2 separate regions of the Homo sapiens genome follow, and region 1 is linked to region 2. Evidence: read pairs that join two places in POLR2A ChIA-PET (ENCODE). Cell type or tissue: PC-9. All regions are shown on one strand. Each heading gives the region's core, and the rest is flanking DNA. Links, peaks and the distances in the headings are about the cores only. Region 1 overlaps CDC42BPA (CDC42 binding protein kinase alpha). Region 2 has its middle 26 kb from the start of CDC42BPA.

Evidence for each region. Peaks named below come from ENCODE experiments on the same cell type or tissue, not always from the same donor. Only the 100,000 strongest peaks of a DNase experiment are listed, where the experiment ranks them.
Region 1: POLR2A ChIA-PET joins it to region 2 with 14 read pairs; 3 of 35 experiments call an interaction of 5 or more read pairs at or near these places.

What each region holds. Positions count from the first base shown.
Region 1 is chr1:227,080,444-227,085,828 of GRCh38, reverse strand. It overlaps CDC42BPA (CDC42 binding protein kinase alpha), which reads left to right. Exons shown (of 37, transcript NM_001394014.1): 17 at 4,812-4,936. Among named protein-coding and RNA genes, the nearest start is that of COQ8A, 140 kb to the right of the region's middle. In PC-9, for the core only: no CTCF peak of the experiment used is centred there; no DNase peak of the experiment used is centred there.
Region 2 is chr1:227,341,858-227,347,242 of GRCh38, reverse strand. No RefSeq gene overlaps it. Among named protein-coding and RNA genes, the nearest start is that of CDC42BPA, 26 kb to the right of the region's middle. In PC-9, for the core only: no CTCF peak of the experiment used is centred there; a DNase peak (open chromatin) is centred at 3,052; H3K27ac peaks cover 1,618 bases.

The sequences.
Region 1 (5,385 bases), core at 79-5,078, 260 kb after region 2:
GTGTGAAAAAAAACTGGTAAACTATATTTTCAGAGGCAAATGGCACACCCTAAGGTACAAACTTAAATCTCTTGTTTGCAATAGGCAAATCAGTGTGTGCCAGCAGTGAGTGATAGCTTCCCTGGATCTCATTTCCTTTTGGGAAGACAAGGAGGTTGGAGGTAGGATTAAATGGGGTATTACAGACAAACTCTATATGCATAAAACAATTTGTTGTTGTTGTTTTGCCAGAGGGGAAGAAATGAAACTTTGCTTTGTGATTTGTGCCAAAATTGCCTATCTCTGCACAGAAATACAGGTTCAAAATGCACACCAATAAAATCCTGTGTCATCAGTAGAATTCCTAATAGCTTAGAATTGAGAGTTGGCAAACTATGGCCTCTGGCCAAATCTAGCTCCCAGATTGTTTTTGTCTGACCCACAGAATAAAAATGATCTTTACATTTTTAAATGGCTATTTTTAAAAAGAAGATGACGATGATGTGAGATTTTATGTGGCCCACAGAGGTGAAAATACTTGCATCTGGTTCTTTACTGGAAAAGTTTGCAGACCCTTGACTTAGAACATGGTTGTGGCCTGTATTAGTTAGGGTTCCACAGAGAAACAGAACCAATAGAGTGAGTGTATGTGGGGGGTGGGAGGTGGTATATGTATGTGTGTTGGGAGCAGGGGAGATTATAAGGAATTGGCTCAAGTGATTATATAGGCTGACAAGTCCCGAGATCTGCATTGGGCAAGCTGGAGACCCAGGAGAGTATATTTTGTAGTTCCAGTCCCAAAGCTTGGCAAGCTTAACATTCAGGAAAAGCTTCTGCCTCGTTTCAGGTCTGAAGGCAGGAGAAGCTGATGTCACAGCTGATGTTCCCCCCTACTATTGGTGCATTCAGCCTTTTTGTTCTGTTCAGGCCTTTAGTTGATCACATGGGGCTCACATACATTAGGGAGGGGGTTCTTCTCTCACTCTCCCAATTCAAGTGTTACGCAGAGACACCCTCACAGACCTACCCAGAATAATGTTTGACCCAATGTCTAGGCACCTTGTGGACCAGTCAAGTTGACAATCACATGGCCCTTTTATCCCTAAAAACCTGTAAATAGATCCTCTAGGAGCAACTCACCTTCATCAAAGTTGAGTAATCAAGAAGAAACTAGCACGGTATCTCTACAAACATACAAAAAAGGAAGAAAGGAGTGGTAATAAATAGCAGGTGAGACCATTTATCAGAAAAAAATGTAGCTCTGAAATAAAGTAGTATGCAAATATTTTTTCATGAAAAAAAAATTTTTTTTTTTTTTTTTTGAGATGAAGTCTCACTCTGCTGCCCAGGCTGGAGTGCAGTGGCACTATCTCTGCTCGTTGCAACCTCCGCCTCCTGAGTTCAAGCGATTTTCCTGCCTCAGCCTCCCAAGTAGCTGGGATTAAAGGCATGTGCCACCACACCCATCTAATTTTTTTATTTTTAGTAGAGATGGGGTTTTACCATGTTGGCCAGGCTGGTCTCAAACTCCTAACCTCAGGTGATCCTCCCACCTTGGCCTCCCAAAGTGTTGGGATTGCAGGCGTGAGCCACCACACCCAGCCTTTTTCATGAATTTTCTAAAAACTTAAAGCAAGAACTTTTTGCTTCTGTGACAGATTAGCTTACATCCTACCACCTCACCAAGAAGAGCTATAAAGCTGGATTTTAAAAATAATACTATATGAATACCACTTACAGTATTCATCTGTAAGAAGTCATTGGAGTGACAACAAGGAAACCAGGACTTTACTGACCAAGATCCTAAAGAGAAGAATAGTACAGAGCAGTGAGCCCAACATTTAGTGCCACTTTTCCTCTTTAGGCATTTGCAGATATGAAAGCAGAAAAACCTCAGAATCTAGGAAGTTGAACATGGTATTCCACAGTTTTACAAGGCTGGAGAGAGAAAAATGGAAGTGCATTGCCTATCAAGTTGCAGGATCTTTAGTAAATAATTCAAACTTTCAGTTGAACCCATTGAAAGCCTACATTTTAGGAGTAAGGGTGAGTAAGAAACATGAGTCCTCAGTGACTGAAACCCAGTCTCCAAGTATTTCAATCTTTGATCTATCTTTACTCTGATTGCCTACCAAAAGTAAAAGTAAATACTCTGTGGAGGAAGATATTATCCAGAGTCTTAAAATTATCTAAAGTTTGTATACACGATATGTGGCATGCAGTAAAAAATTACCAGGCATATCAGCAAACACAACCAAATCATTGAAAACCAAGAGAAAAATTCAACAGCAAAAACAAAATCAAAAAAGGGAAAATAAAAACCAGGCAGTCAGTAGAAACAGACCCGCAGGAGTTCGCAGTATGAAATTTTTATGAATGGACTTTAATCGTGTGATTTGTTCAAGAAAGTAGACATATGAAGGATTTCAGCAAACAACTGGAATCTATACAAAACTGTCAAATAGAATTTCCAGGAGCAAAAAATTAAATAACTAAAAGACTCAATAGAACATTTTAAAAACAGATTGGAGAGAAACAAAGAAAAGGACTGCATATGTTAAAAAAAAATTTTTTAGACTAAAGTGTAGTCAGGGATTAAAAAGAATAGAAAATATAGAAAGGAGGATCTAAGACATAGAGGATGTGATGAAAAGTTCTAACATACAAATAATTGGTTTCCCAAAAGGCAAGGAGAGAGATGGTGGCAGTGCAATATTTGAAGAGTGTTTATGGCCCAGAATTTTTCCAAACCTATGAGAAACATTTAGCCACAAATTCAAGAAATACCACAAACCCTAAAAGTGAAATAATTAATAGAAATCAGACCCCACTTAGACAAATCCTAGAAAAGCGGCCAGAAACCAACCAACATAAAATTCTAAAAGCAACCAGAGAAGAAAGACACATTACGTTCAAAGGCATGAAACTTCAACTGAAAACTGACCTCCCAACAGAAAAATTAAAAACGGAATTCAGAAGAAAAAGAATGTCCTAAAAGTGCTATAGTAAAATAACTGCCAACTTACAGTGTTATTTACAGCAAAAAATGCCTTCCAGAAATGAAGGCAAAAATTCAGAATGTGGAAAACTGCAGGACAACCTACATTCTTTTTTTTTTTTTTTTTTTTTTTTTTTGAGACAGAGTCTCATTCTGTCACCCAGGCTGCAGTGCAGTGACGCAATCTCAGCTCACTGCAAACTCCACCTACCGGGTTCAAGCAATTATCCTGCCTCAGCCTCCTGAGTAGCTGGGACTACAGGCACATGCCACCACGTCTGGCTAATTTTTTTTTATTTTTAGTAGAGACGGGGTTTCACTGTGTTACCTAGGATGGCCTCGATCTCCTGACCTCGTGATCCACCCGTCTCAGCCTCCCAAAGTGCTGGGATTACAGGTGTGAGCCACCGTGCCCAGCCAGGACAACCTGCATTCTTCAAGTCAAAAGAAAAATAAAGGTGTTGCAGGGGAACCTATAAATAAAATAGACTTAAAAGATGTATCGGGCCAGGCATGCTGGTGCATGCCTGTAATCACAGTAATTTGGGAGGCCACAGCGGGCAGATGGCTTGAGCCCAGGAATCTTGAGACCAGCTTGGGCAACATGCCAAGACCCCATCTGTACAAAAAAATTTAAAAAATAAAAAAATAAAAAATTAGCTGGATACTAATTTTTTTTAGCTGTAATCCCAGCTACTAGGGAGGCTGAAGTGGGAGGATTGCTTGAGCCTAGGAGGTGGAGGTTGTAATAAGCTGAGATCACACCACTGCACTCCAGCCTGGGTGACAGAGTGAAACCCTGTCTCAAAAAAAACATATATCCAGCCATTAAGCTGGGTTTTCTTATTGGTATCATGATTCAGTTTAATAAACAAGTTTTGTGATATGTTGAAGTAACTGGAAACTTGAACTATTACTATTTATGTGATATTAGGAAATTTGTGAAATTTGTAGTATGATGCTATCGTGGTTATATTTTAAAAGAGAGATCCTTATTCTTTAGAGATACATACAGTGATATGTATGGATAACATTGTATGATGTCTAGTATTTGTTCCCGAATAGTACAGGAGGAGGGGATAAGAGAACAGGCGTATAGGCCAGGCGTGGTGGCTCACACCTGTAATCCTAGCACTTTGGGAGGCCGAGGTGGGCTTATCATCTGAGGTCAGGAGTTTGAGACCAGCCTGACCAACATGGTGAAACCCCATCTCTACTAAAAAGACAAAAAATTAGCCGGGCGTGATGGCGCACATCTGTAATCCCAGCTACTGGGGAGGCTGAGACAGGAGAATCGCTTGAACCCGGGAGGCAGAAGTTGCAGTGAGTTGAGAATGTGCCATTGTACTCTAGCCTGGGCAACAAGTGCAAAACTCTGTCTGAAAAAAAAAAAAAGAGAGAGAGAACAGGCGTACAAGTGAAACAAGATTGATGTTGAAGTAATCATTGTTGAAATTAGGTAGTGGGGCTCATGGGAATTCATTTTTATTTTCCTTTTCTGTATATGCTTGAAATTACATGCTATTTTAAAGAAAAAATGACATAAAGACATTTTTGGAGAAAAAAAAAAGCTATTACCAACAGAAATGGGCAATTCTTAAGCCAAGTAGAGAATGTTCACAGAACCAAGTCACTGTAGGTTGTAAGGGAAAAGCAAAGGTAGCAGGAGAATTCAGAGTACTTGATATCCAAATTCAGTGAGCAAAAGGGATTATTATAATAAGACAGGCATTTTTGGGTAGATGATGTTGAGTAATCAAATTTGACAATACCTGTCTGAACACCTCGAATTCTTGGTCCTAAAAGTCATGCATGTCTTAAAACTATCTTTCAGCTTACTACTTTGTATGAGAACTTAAGTATACACAACCAGCAGTTAGAAGAAGAGGTTAAAGATCTAGCAGACAAGAAAGAATCAGTTGCACATTGGGAAGCCCAAATCACAGAAATAATTCAGTGGTGAGTGCTCTTTTAAACGTTTTTTTGTGGATGATTGTGAGTATGTGGCCAAGTTGGTATGAATTCCAGGTGGCTACTAATAATGGTTTTTATCTCATTTGTCAGATGTGATAAATAAGTTACTCTGAAAAGCACAGTTTTATTACTGATCTGTTGTGTTCTACTGTGTTTTCTGTTACATTCCTCTGTTCCCTAACTCTAACAAATGTCCCATACCAGCATTTAACACAGCTTCATTGAAATCTGATTATTATTACTTTCTAAGAAAATGTTACCACCTTCAGAGTCAAAGTTGGAATTCATCTGCTACCTATGGATGTTTCTTTCTAAGACCAAAAGTCCTGTATTTGTGAGTATTTTAAGAAATGGAAGGCCTGCAAAAAAAACTTAGAAGCTAAAGATACTGTACTGTTATCTTGTATCATGATTATACCAGATTAATTCACACA
Region 2 (5,385 bases), core at 264-5,263:
TGCAAAAAACCATAAATGTTCTATTTTGTGTTTTTTTCTTAAATACATTATTTAAATCTTCATGGCTTTAGATTGGCTTGATTTTTTTCCCTTCCTCCTTTGGGAGTACATTGCTACCAAGTTTAAAGTTTGTAACAATCATGTTTGAATGACATAAATGCAAAAAAGTCTCAACCGTCTGTCTGCAATAGGAAAAATTATATTTCTTTCACCATTGTTTTACTACAGACTCATGAAGTTATTTTTATAAAACTAACTTTTTTTTCCCATGAGGGAGAAAGTTCAGTGCAAATGTATAGAGCTAAAACCTAAACTAAATTTTTCTAGGAAATTCCTTAGTAAATGAGTGACTATGGTATGGTCTTAAATATTACTATTTTTGAGTTTTTTTGGTTTTGATTTTCACTGACTTAGTGATTTGGGCAAGGCAAATGATCTTTCTAAACTTCCTTTTCTCAAAGTAAAATTGACTATAGTTTATGTAATAGGCTGCAGTAGCTACTGTTATTTATCTCCTCTGCAAGACTTCCCAACACTTTTCTTCCATTAACATTTCTGGCCCTTGGAGTTCTTCCCTGGGATTTCTTGATTTGGAGCCTGGAGAGGAATAGCCTTGCCTCAGAGGTCAAGTCCTAGAGGGATATGAAGGTATGTATGCGTGCAGGTTGCAGGGTAGAGGAGGTGGCCAACTTCACCATGTGCAGAAGTCTATCTGCAGTGAAAGAGGATAAAAACGAGCAGAGACAGAGAAATGGCAATACATGGGCTGAGGGTGGGTGGGAGACGGAGCCATTGTGAGCATTCATGAGCAAACATGAAGTGAAACATTTCTCTTTCCAGTCCCAGAAGCCCAGGTCCTGTAGGTCCTGATCAATCCCTTGATCCTATGAGCTACTCCATTATCCTGAGCCTCACGAACTAGGATATTCCCTTTTACACTCAATCTAATTTTATAGTTAGATTTCTGATATCTGCAACCCAATTCTGTCGTGTGGCGTCTTTCTCTTTTTTTCTGAGAGAGTCTTGTTCTGTCGCCCAGGCCGGAGTGCAGTGGTGCGATCTCAGCTCACTGCCACCTCTGCCTCCTGGTTCAACTGATTCTCCTGCTTCAGCTTCCCAAGTAGCTGGTGTTACAGGTGCCTGCCACCACGCCTGGCTAATTTAGTATTTTTAGTGGAGATGGGGTTTCAACATGTTGGCCAGGCTGGTCTCAAACTTCCAACCTCAGGTGATCCGCCTGCCTCAAGCCTCCCAAAGTGCTAGGAGTACAGGCATGAGCCACTGCACCCGGCTACGTGGAGTGTTACATAGGGCAATGTTTCTCAAACTTTAGCATGCATCAGAATCACTGAGGGTTTGCATTGTGTGGGAAGTTAGATTTTTAGGTTTCCTTCTAGTACTAATAATTTATGATTATTTTAAATGTCTTCTATGTAGGAGCAAGAAAACAAAGGAACACTCAATCTGTTCTTTCAAACAGCAGGGAAACACAAAAACCAAAATGCGTTCCTGCCACAAATGAAGACTTGTTCAGTAAAGCAAATTTCATAACTCACTTCCATATTGATTTTGGGAAAAATTTGTTGCCATTGTTTATGAAATTCTGTAGTATAACAGCAAACATTAATTGGGCACCTATTTAACATTGCTAATAAAGCGCATATGTTGTCCTTACTCACCAAGCCCAATATAACAGCTCTTCAAATTACATATGTAGATGACTATTGCCAGAATTTATTTTATAATATATCGAAAATGCTAACTTGAAGAGACAATGTTACCAGGTCCAGAGGTTCAGCTCTGTTACTATTACCTAAATCTAGTGGTTAATCCAGTAGAAATATCATATAGGAAAAAAAATCCTGTTTTCTTTTCAACTTTTTGTGAAAAAAAAAACAAAAACAAATAGTGTTGAACAAATTTAATAATGAAAATAATATAGCTTTACTGGGTATTGTTACATTTTCATAGTGGTATAACAATGTTCAAGGATTACATCTTTATTTCCAGCATATGGCACTGCCTATTTTTTAGTAATATACCCAGGCTCATGTGCAGCTGGTAGAACCAGGACAGACACACCAGTTGTTGGGCAGTGCCCATGATATACTGTTATTAAATAAGTTGAAATACCTCTGAATATACCATTTCTTAGAATTTTTTTTTTTAAGACAGGGTCTCACTCCAGCCCCCTGGGATGGGGTGCAGTGGGGCCTTCATAGCTTACTTCAGCCTCGAAGATATCCTCCCTCCTCAACCTCCCACGTAGCTGGGAGTACAGTTGCATGCCACCACATCCGGTTAGCTTTTAAAATTTTTTTGGAGAACCAGGATCTCGCTATGTTGCCCAGGTTAGTCTCAAACTCCTGGCCTCAAATGATTCCCACACTCGGCTCCCAAAGTTCTAGGATTATAGGCATGAGCCACCACACCTGGCCCCAGAAATTATTCTTAAAGGCAGAAGCCTCAGTAGTAGTTTTTTGGTTAAAAAATGAAACACAGCAGGTTATTTTAGTTGTGTTTTGAGACTTAAAAAGTTTAACCAAGTATATTAGTTTGAAGATACTTTTAAAAAAGAAACCAATGAAAATGAAAAATACACTAGTATTGCATGTTTTTGAAATTACACACACACACACACACACACAGACAGATCTGCCACTTAACTAATCTTCTCACTTTGACAAAATCACAAGATTCCCTAAGCTCCCAAAAGCTCAGTTGTCTTGTCTATAAAATGCAAAGATTGGACTGGATGTTCCCTGTATTCTTTTTAAAGCTAACATTCTACAGTCTTATGGGGGAGGGGTAGCACGATGATTCATTAAGTTTTCTTTAAACACATTTAGGTTTATTGTAGTTTCTAGAATCCAAGAGTTAATTCTATTCATGCCTTTATTTAGAAAATAGAGACACTGAAAATGAGCAGCATATGACTAAACTTCATGGAGAATGATTACATCATAAAAGGAGAAAACTTGAAACCCTAGAGCTCTGCAGAAATATGTGTCAGAATTGTGTGCTTGTCAGAGAAGTGTTTGGAGGAAGATTGGTACAACCTATTATTCACGGAGTTCTTCCTGCTCTTCCCAAAGCAGCATATCTCTGTGATTTCTCAGTGAATTTCACAATATGCTCTGTGGTAGCTACATTATTAACTCTTTTATATATTGGGAAATTGAAATAAATGAAGAAAAGAATTTGTCCAGGTTTATGCAATGGGTAAGTATAAAAATCACTTCTAAAAACCGGAAATTTAGGGGGAGACTTATGTGAAGATACTAAAGAATTGATTTAAAGTGTAGAAAGTCAATGTCAGCAGTTTCCTTTTCTATGAACATGACATTAAATAACTTTGAAGGTTATAATTATGGATGAATATTATATCATCACTCTTTATAAAAGAGACCAAAGTACTAAAATGTCAACTCACTTTCAGCTGCTTTTGAAAATCAAAAAACAAACTCAAAAACACAAATGAAATTAGCTATGGTTAAGTATAAATCAGCACAATTTGTGTGAGCACAGTTAAAATGACAGATGGACTGTGTGCCCCTAAATGCAAGATATAGAAGATTTTGTGCAAAACAAAGTCTACATATGTTAAGTCTGAGTTTCCTGGTTTGAAAAGGATTAATCAACCTCAATAGAAGAAAAGCTAAAGAAAACAAGCAGTTTATCTTTGGAGAAAACAGAAAATGCTAAAATTTCTCTTGATGATAGCATAATGCTACATGACAGTCAGATTTTGCAACAGCCAGTTCTCACATATTCAGCTAATAATTTAAAACAGTCTTTACCACTTTGTTGAGCCTGAAGGCATAATTCACAGCAGACCAAAAAAATACACCCTTCAGCAACTTTTGGCTCACCATCTAGAGAGTCTGCTGTTTGATATAGTTAATAAAACACTGAAGCTTCATATTGCTTCTCTACTGAGCAGAAATATTTCAAGAATGCATGAGAGAAAATAAATAAGAATATGATTCTAGTAGAGGAATTGAAATAAATGTGAAGATTGAGGAATATCAAAGTAAAAAAAAAAAAAAAATTGGGCCAGGCACAGTGGCTCATGCCTGTAATCCCAGCGCTTTGGGAGGCTGAGGTGGGCAGATCACCTGAGGTCAGGAGTTCGTTCAAGAGCAGCCTGGCCAAAATGGTGAAGCCCCATCTCTACAAAAATACAAAAATTAGCCAGGCATGATGGTGGGTGCCTGTAATCCCAGCTACTTGGGAGGCTGAGGTGGGAGAATCGCTTGAACCCAGGAGGTGGAGGTTGCAGTGAGCCGAGATCATGCCATTGCACTCCAGCCTGGGTGACAGAGCAGGACTCCATCTCAAAAAAAAAAATTGGACTAGTTTCACATACTAAATAGTTTCAGTGACTGGGAATTTATAGGTTGGCATCAATTTGGAAGATCACACATCCATTAATCTATAATATAACTGAGTTTTTAAGTATCTTAAAGTACACTTGCACATACCATACTGTCATGCTGAAAAATAGATTCATGCAATAATTGTGGCTATAGCAACTGCTTCAATAAACCCAAGAGTTTGGGCATGATGAAAAAGGCTGAAGGAAAGGAAGAGGAGCTGGAGTGGTGGAAGGAGATTCAGCAGACTGTGTCTGTAGCATATTGCATGGTCAGTAAAATTGAACCTAGATAGGAGCTCTGTAGGCTTCATTCTATACTCTGTATCATTTATCTAGTATCTTCATATGGCTGTATGTCTGCCCAAAGAATACACAGGCATACCTCATTTTATTGCACTTTATTGTGCTTCACAGTGCATTTTTCACAAATTGAAGGTTTGTGGCAACCCTGTTGTGATGGTTAATATTGAGTGTCAACTTGTTTGGATTGAAGGATACAAAGAATGGTTCCTGGGTGTGTTTGTGAGGGTGTTGCCAAAGGAGATAAACATTTGAGTCAGTGGACTGGGAGAGGCAGACCCACCCTCAATCTGGGTGGGCCCCATCGAATCAGCTGCCGGTGCAGGTAGAATAAAGCAGGCAGAAGAAGGTGGAATGAGCAGACTTGCTGAGGCTTCCGGCCTTCATCTTTCTCCCATGCTGGATGCTTCCTGCCCTCAAACATCACACTCCAAGTCCTTCAGCTTTTGGACTCTTGAACCTACATCAGTGGTTTGCCAGGGGCTCTCTGGCCTTCAGCCACAGACTGGAGGCTGCATCCCTACTTTTGAGGTTTTGGGACTCAGACTGGCTTTCTTGCTCCTCAGCTTGCCAATGGCCTATGTGGGACTTTACCTTGTGATTTTGTGAGTCAATACCCCTTAATAAACTCCCCTTCATATATACGTCTGTCCTATTAGTTCTGTCCCTTTAGAGAAACTTGCACCTGTATAAACCAAGTCTATCGG